Regions from separate parts of the Homo sapiens genome. Here region 2 is linked to region 1. Evidence: chromatin contacts called from ENCODE Hi-C or POLR2A ChIA-PET data. All regions are on one chromosome and are shown on one strand. The core of a region is the stretch at or near the end of the contact, and the rest is flanking DNA. Distances in the headings are between cores, read along the strand shown. Region 1 holds the start of STX8 (syntaxin 8). Region 2 overlaps STX8 (syntaxin 8).

Region 1 (3,852 bases), core at 558-3,057:
GTAATCCCAGCACTTTGGGAGGCCAAGGCGGGCAGATTGCCTGAGCTCAGGAGTTCAAGATCAGCCTAGGCAACACGGTAAAACCCTGTCTCTACTAAAATACAAAAAATTAGCTGGGCGTGGCTGCGTGCGCCTGTAGTCCCAGCTACTCCAGAGGCTGAGGCAGGAGAGTTGCTTAAGCCCAGGAGGTGGAGGTTGCAGTGAGCCATGATCGCGCCATTGCACTCCAGCCTGGGTGACAGACAGAGCAAGACTCCGTCTCAAAAAAAAAAAAAAGAAGAAAAGAAAGTTATGCTTTCAAAGAATGTCCAATGACATAGAGAAATGCTGTTTATATTATATATATATATAAAAATATAGATTAAAATAACAAATTCATTGTAAAAAAATCATTAATGGCTATTTCCAAATTATAGAGTTAAAGATGCTATTTATTTTCCTTTTTGCAAATTTTCAATATTCTCTAAATTGAATATTCTCTATCAAGGGGTGTATATAACTGTTAAAATTAGGGATTTTGGGGTTTTTTATTTTTTTTTGAGACGGAGTTTCGCTCGTGTTGCCCAGGCTGGAGTGCAATGGCACGATCTCAGCTCACCACAACCTACACCTCCCGGGTTCAAGCGATTCTCCTGCCTCAGTCTCCCGAGTAGCTGGGATTACAGGCATGTACTACCATGCCCGGCTAATTTTGTATTTTTAGTAGAGACGGGGTTTCTCCATGTTGGTCAGGCTGGTCTCGACCTCCCGACCTCAGGTGATCTGCCTGCCTCGGCCTCCCAAAGTACTGGGATTACAGGCGTGAGCCACCACCGCGTCCGGCCTAAAATTAGGTTTAAAAAAGTAAATGCTAAATTAAATAATTGGCCCAAATAACCTAGATTCCAGGTAACTCAACTTTGTTCTTGGAATCCATTCTTCTAATATCCAGGATGTGGGCAACTTAAACAATTATAAACTATATTAGAAATAACAACATAAGACACATATTCCAACAAGAACGTTATAGAGCTGTAATATGTTTTTAATTATTAAGCAGAAAGGTCAAGTCTATGTTCAATAACAATACGTTCCTTGGGATCAAACAATATGTTCCTTGGGATCAAAAGTTGCATCTTTCATCATGCAGTCCTTGGGATTAACTGCTAAATAAATCACCCTTATCAGCTATTGTTTTACTGCAGAAGCTACTGCTAAAGGAAAAGACTTCATGATATTAACTCAAGAAAGTGCAAAATGCCTTATAAACAAGTGCACAATTTCCCTCCCAGGTTCCTGTATCTGGAAGGGCCCCCAAGATCTAGGTCTTAGCCCCAGCTGGTTACTAACTGGCTGGTGGCCATGGATTCTGAACCTCGGTTTCTCCACCTGTGAAATAAGGGGGTTTACCGGGATGGACTGACATGCTACAAAAACGTTATTTCGACTTCACTTTTATAGGAGTCCAGGGAAGCCTGCACCAGCCAGCTAGCTCCAAAACCAGGATGGGCGGGAAATCCCCGCAACGAGATGCAGCCCAGAAAAGCTAAAGGAATATTCAGAGATTTGGCGTAAGTCCTCAGCTCTCCAGCGGACCACCTGGTCTCCTTCCCGGGCCACCCTTGCAAGGACCAAGTGTGGCGGGATGTGGCTGAGCCCCCTCAGTAAAGGAAAGGTCTCGCTGCCCCTCCCCTCATCCCGAAAGGCCACCAGCGGCAATGCGAAGTGATTGCCTGCTCTCCGGAAGCCCGGCCTCCCCGAAGGTCCCTCCACGCACCGCCGCCCTCACCCGGGACTCACCAGGGGTCCGGTGCCATCCTGCAGACTCCGCCCGCCGCTCGGACTCTTCCTGCTCTTAGCAGCTGACTACGGCGGCCCGCGCGGCTCACTCCCCGCAGTTCGTCCCGTGCGCGACCGGAGCCTGGAGTTTGCAAAGTGAGTAGCTAGGGCCTCAGAACTATAATCAGAGAAAGCAAAGCGCTCCCCTGCGGACAGTACACTGGAGCAATCTACTCCCACCAAGAGACGCGAACTGCTAAGCTCAGTTAAAATTGTTAAATAGAAACAAAGCATTTTCCCAGGAAGGTGGGAGCGCTGCAAGACCTCTCTGTAGCAGTTACTTAAAAATTTATCCTGCTTCAAAAACAAAACAATAAACAAAACACTAGATTGCGGTGAGACTTGCACGCTGCGTAAACTCACTACAACCTACTTTAAGTTAACTTTATGATATGTAAATTATACCTCAACGCTTTTTAAAAAATCTTTAAAATTTTTTTCACACTGCTCCAAACAGGGGCCCAAAGAAGTATCAATTATATATATTTTTTATAGCAGCCTTCCTATCAGTCCTGTACGCCTGATTACATATTTTTTAAATGCCATTCATTCGGTGCTTGATTTTAGAGTTACTAAGAAGTCACAGACTCTACACAAGGGGATGGAGGAATTAGTTCTGCGCAGTTAGTGCCATCCCCTAAATTTCCAGAGAAATAGCACAAAAAAAAAGAAGAGGAGTCCCACCCCATCTCTCTTCCAGTCCCCATACCCCTTCATTTCCAAGAATGCTAATGAACTCGAACTCGGCAGGCTGGGTTTCTGCGCGGGCGTGGAGCTGGAGCGCATGCGCTCGTCCGTTACCATAACGACCAGAAGACGCTGCAGCCACTAGGGAGGAGAGCAAAGTAATCAGAACCTCCCAAGGATGGATAACAAAATTTCGCCGGAGGCCCAAGTGGCGGAGCTGGAACTTGACGCCGTGATCGGCTTCAATGGTGAGGCCTCCAGCATCTTTGGGCTGGCTGGTTTAGGAATTCGGAGGACGTGTAGTGCAAACAGGAATAGTGAGACACCGGGGACACCTGAAAGGCAGTGTGGGACAACGGCAGGAGCCCTGGCCAGGGACACGCACAGGAGGACCCGCACAGCCTGACCTGCCCCAAGGCCTTGGAGAGTCACTTCCTCGATCCAAGCCTCAGGGAGTGAGATGGTTTTTACCAGCTCGGACAAGCGCCAGCACCTAAAAGGGACCAAATGCCTCTTCCCCAGGCGGGCCGGATGAGTACGGGTGGTTGTAACCCTTCTCCCACTAGGTCAGCCCTTCCTGGCTCTGAACCCCACGCCGCTCGCAAAGCCCTAGGCTCCTTCGTAACCACACAGAAGGATGCTGTCTGTGTCGGCCCCTGGGACCAGCTAGGAAATCTGCTAAAATCCCAACTGGCGTACCAGTGAGAAAGGGCTGGGAGGGAACGTGTGTTTGAGCAACCCCCTGAGGGGATGTTGTTGGTCCTCTAATCCTAAGGAAGGTTTCTAAATGATGAGGATTTCAGACCAGGACAGAAGGGGAAGGGGACGCCAGGGGGAGCTAAAGCGGAGAGAAAAAGGGACTGGGCCGCTCCGCTGAAATCTTATTTGTGACTGCCTATTGTTTTGAAGATTCTGGGAAGAAAAAGCTGTGGGGTTTTATTGTTCGTTTTGAGGGGTTTTGGTTTTTTGAGGGATGAGAAAACAATGAATTAGATTTTAGGAGAAGCAAAACTTTTCAAAAATGTGTGTTGTGATGCCTGAAAGCTTTAAGAATGTGGATGCAGAACAATCACTGTCTAAAGTTTTAAGCATACTCTAGGACTTAGCTCTTGACTCTTGGTTTAACTTTAACAGTCTCCAATAGAAAGTGAGTGCTTTATACATTTCGGATATCAGATATCTTGAGAGTTGGTTACAAGATCATTGAGAAACAATTGAGCAGCCTACAGTGGGTTGCATAATGTCACTTGTTGAGCCAATGTAGAACCACACACATAGAACTCTGCAACTGAGGCCGGGGGCAGTGGCTCATGCCTGTAATCCCAGCGCTTTGGGAGGCCAAGGCAG
Region 2 (3,961 bases), core at 1,394-3,893, 120 kb before region 1:
ATAACTATGTGTTGAGTTAATAAATAAATTGTGCCATGAGTCTCTTGCTCTCCTAAGGGGACTTATGGGTAAGAGTCTGTAAAAGTCACCAGTCTGGATGGGGAAGCATGGATGGCAATTGAAGAAGAGGGAAGGCGAGGCTCTGGGAAACCGCTCTCACATGGCTTCAGACACTGGTGCAAAGGAAGCGTTTATAAGAAACTATGTCATAAAGTTAAAGTGGAATGACTATATTCTAAATATGTTTTCTACATTATATATACATCATTAAATAAATTGAATATCATATTTGATTATTTCAGCTATAGTCCTAAAAGTATACACAGTAGTCCCCGCTTGTCCTCAGGGATACATTCTAAGGTCCCCAGTGGATGCCTGAAACCTCAGATAGTACCAAACCCTTTCTCAATCTGATAACCAAGAGGGCTACCAAATGACTCGTAGGCCGGGAGCACGTATGGCATGGAGATGCTGGACACAGGGATGATTCGTGTCCCAGGTGGAACAGAGCAGGATGGCATGAGATTTCATCATGCTACTTAGAACAGGGCATAATTTAAAACTTATGGGCCGGGCTGGCCGGGCGCGGTGGCTCACGCCTGTAATCCCAGCACTCTGGGAGGCCGAGGCGGGCAGATCACGAGGTCAGGAGATCGAGACCATCCTGGCTAACACAGTGAAACCCCATCTCTACTAAAAAAATACAAAAAATTAGCCAGGCCTGGTGGCAGGCGCCTATAGTCCCAGCTACTCGGGAGGCTGAGGCAGGAGAATGGCGCAAACCCGGGAGGCGGAGCTTGCAGTGAGCCAAGATCGCGCCACTGCACTCCAGCCTGGGCGACAGAGCGAGACTGTCTCAAAAAAAAAAAAACAAAAAAACTTATGAATTGTTTTTCCTGCTATTTTCCATTTAATATATTGGGACTGCAGCAGACCATGGGTAACTGAAACCACAGAAAGCGAAACCACATATAAGGGGGAACTATTGATTTGGGAAAGAAACTGTTCTAGGGGGCAGAGGATGGATCATCCTCTTTGGAGACAAAAAAAATTATCTTACACTCAGGAATATATTCAGGTACAATGTTTTTACAACAGTAGATTAAACAGTTTAAAGTGGGCACAGTGGCTCATGCCTGTAATCCCAGCGCTTTGGAAGGTCAAGGCGGGAGCATCACTTGAGGTCAGGAGTTTGAGACCAGCCTGGGCAAGACAGCAAAACCCCGTCTCTACAAAAAATTAAAAAATTAGCCAGGTGTGGTGGTGTGCACTTGTAGTCCCAACTACTTGGAAGGCTCAGGTGGGAGGATTGCTTGAGGTTGCAGTAAGCCATGATGACACCATTGCACTCCAGCCTGGGTGACAGAGCAAGACCCTGTCTCTTAAAAAACAAAACAAGGCTGGGTGCGGTGGCTCACGCCTGTAATCCTAGCAATTTGGGAGGCCGAGGTGGGCGGATCATGAGGTCAGGAGATTGAAACCATCCTGCCTAACACGGTGAAACCCCGTCTCTACTAAAAATACAAAAAAATTAGCCAGGCATGGTGGCACGCGCCTGTAATCCCAGCTACTCGGGACACTGAGGCAGGAAAATCGCTTGAACCCAGGAGGCGGAGGTTGCAGTGAGCCGAGATCACGCCACTGCACTCCAGCCTGGGCGACAGAGCGAGACTCTGTCTCAAAAATCAATCAATAAATAAAAACAAAACAAAATAAAAGAAAAATAGTGAAGGCTTTGGTGGCTACAAGAAAAGGCACAGCAAGGAAAATATTTTGGTATCTTGGTGTAAAAAAAAGCACAAATGAAAATATTACAATGCAATAAGAATTTTTAAAAAACTGAATAAAAACAGTAAGATTTTGACTATGGTATCAGGAAGGGAAGAAAAGGAGAAACTTAAAATATGGACAGGAATACAGACACTTCAGCAACAGTCAATGTCCTCTGCAGACAGTACATACAATATTATTCACAAAGTGGGCTAACTCTGTAACAGTCTTCCAGCCAAGAGTCTCTGAAAATTATTTCTAAAACTTTACAACTTGCTACTATAAGGGGGAGGTACGCAACCAATAAGTCTAATTAGGATTCTGACCATTTCTCATATGCAAAGGCATATCAACAAACCCATCTGCAGTGTACAGCTCATCCTCATCTGGGATCTGGGGGCACAATTTACTCTCCCAGCACACCCTCCCTCCCTAACCTGACGATCCAACTGTGTTTCACCCAGGATTCAGATCCTGGGAGGAATCCTAACTATCAGGGCTGTTAAGCTTTTAAATACGCCACCCTCAGAGAAGGCCCTCACTAGATGGGTAGGGGCTGGGTGTCATGATAAGAGAATTCCTATTTTCCCACGGAAATGAATTACTTTTTAAAAAAACCCATTTGCTGGTGAAAGGGAGGAGAGGGAGGAAGTGAGGCTAAGCAAGTGTATTTGGGGGGTGGCAGATGAAGCGAGTCTTGTGGGTCTCAGGACAGTCTTTGGAACAGAAATTACAAAAACTAATTTGAAACCCAGAGGCAGTGAAGAAAAGGCATGGAAACCAAATGAAACACCATTTGATCTTTGGCCTCTCTGATCTGAAACTGGGCTGGGCCTCCAGCTGAGTTCACTGAGGCCACTGAACAGCTGTCCGGTGATAACCACTTTCATAGTTGTCAGCAACATTTGCTTCAAGCCAGTACCAGGGCTGTTCCCACTCTGTGGAGATGGAAAAAGAGTCTATGTTTCCCTTCATTTCTTCCTCTGCTTGAGCCATCCTAAATTAGGAAATCATCTGGATTTGTAAAAATAATCACTTCTTGGCATGTTCACAGAATCTGCTGAAATGTTATTTCAGAAAAGAGACTCTGAATGCCTGGAGGTCACTATAGGAAATGAATCTGGCAATTTGAAAGTGCACCTGCTGAAGTTCTAGGCCATCTCAGCATTCAAATAATTTATCCATCTTTCCAAACATCTTTTGTGTCTTTTATTTTTAAAAAACAAAAAAAAAGTTCTAAGTTATTACACTTACTATGAATCGGAAAACAGCCCTGCTTCTTTAGATGTGGATTCTGGGGTTTTTTTCTCCTGCATTTTTTCACTATTCAGCAAACACTCATTTAGAGTCCGCCTTAGACACAGAACTCTGCTAAGTACGTATGCATCTTGCTTAGGACAGCTGTGGCTGCAAGTAGCAGAAAATGAGACTCGAACTGGATTAAACATCACAGAAATGTGTCTCTCATGGTAAGAAATGCAGGGTTGCTCTAGAGTTGGCTAATGCTGAGGTTCTGCAAAGTCATCAAGCAGCCATCATTCTTTCCATCTCGTTACTAGTTTCCTACTGCTGCTATAACCAATTCCCACACACCTAGTGCCTTAAAACAATACAAAGTTATCATCTTATAGGTCCAGAGGTCAGATGTCTGACGTAGGTCTCCGTGGGTTAAAATCAACGTGTCAGAAAGGCTGTCTTCCTTTCTGGAGGCTCCAGGAGAATCCATTTCCTTGCCTTTCCAGCTTCTAGGGGCTGCCCACACTCCTTGGCTTGTGGCCCCTTCTATCTTCTAAGCCAGCAATGACTGCTCGAGTCTCTCACATCACATCACTCTAACACTGACTCTCTTGCTCCCTCTTCCACATTTAAGAACTCTGGTGGTTACACTGGGCCCATCAGAGAATCCAAAACTCTCTCTCCATCTCAAGGCCATACCCTTCCTTAGCACATCTGCAAAGTCTCTGGCCACGTAAAGTAACACATCTTCAGATTACAGAGCCTAGGACATGGATATCTCTAGTGGGGGCTATAATTCTGCCTACCATAATCTCTGTGCTCTTCCAGCCTCAATGAGGGCTTTGCCCTCAGGCTGGCTGTTCTCATGATCATAAGGTACTAATTAGAGAAGTTTCAGATGCCACATCCAGACATACTTTGTAGAGGAATAAAAAAGGTGAGACACCTCTTTCTG

Evidence for each region. A loop is a pair of places that touch in the nucleus more often than their neighbours do. ChIA-PET counts read pairs that join two places held with the same protein, here RNA polymerase II (POLR2A). Pooled maps may share reads with other maps.
Region 2: a pooled map shows a loop between it and region 1 (3-fold over the local background). The contact joins the enhancer-like site here to the promoter of STX8 in region 1. A Hi-C loop is called at or near these places in 3 of 50 pooled maps. POLR2A ChIA-PET finds 5 or more read pairs at or near these places in 2 of 52 experiments (GM12878 and H1).

The regions. Positions count from the first base shown.
Region 1 is chr17:9,574,013-9,577,864 of GRCh38, forward strand. It overlaps STX8 (syntaxin 8), which reads right to left and starts at 1,808. Exons shown (of 8, transcript NM_004853.3): 1 at 1,780-1,808. The coding sequence starts at 1,796. CFAP52 (cilia and flagella associated protein 52) reads left to right here and starts at 2,630. Exons shown (of 14, transcript NM_145054.5): 1 at 2,630-2,753. The coding sequence starts at 2,684. RefSeq lists enhancers at 1,791-1,970, 2,763-2,892.
Region 2 is chr17:9,453,820-9,457,780 of GRCh38, forward strand. The region is part of intron 6 of STX8 (syntaxin 8); the gene reads right to left. Among named protein-coding and RNA genes, the nearest start is that of STX8, 120 kb to the right of the region's middle. Within about 2 kb of position 2,644, at least 3 of the 41 ENCODE cell types and tissues checked have a DNase peak (open chromatin) inside an H3K27ac peak, as active enhancers do.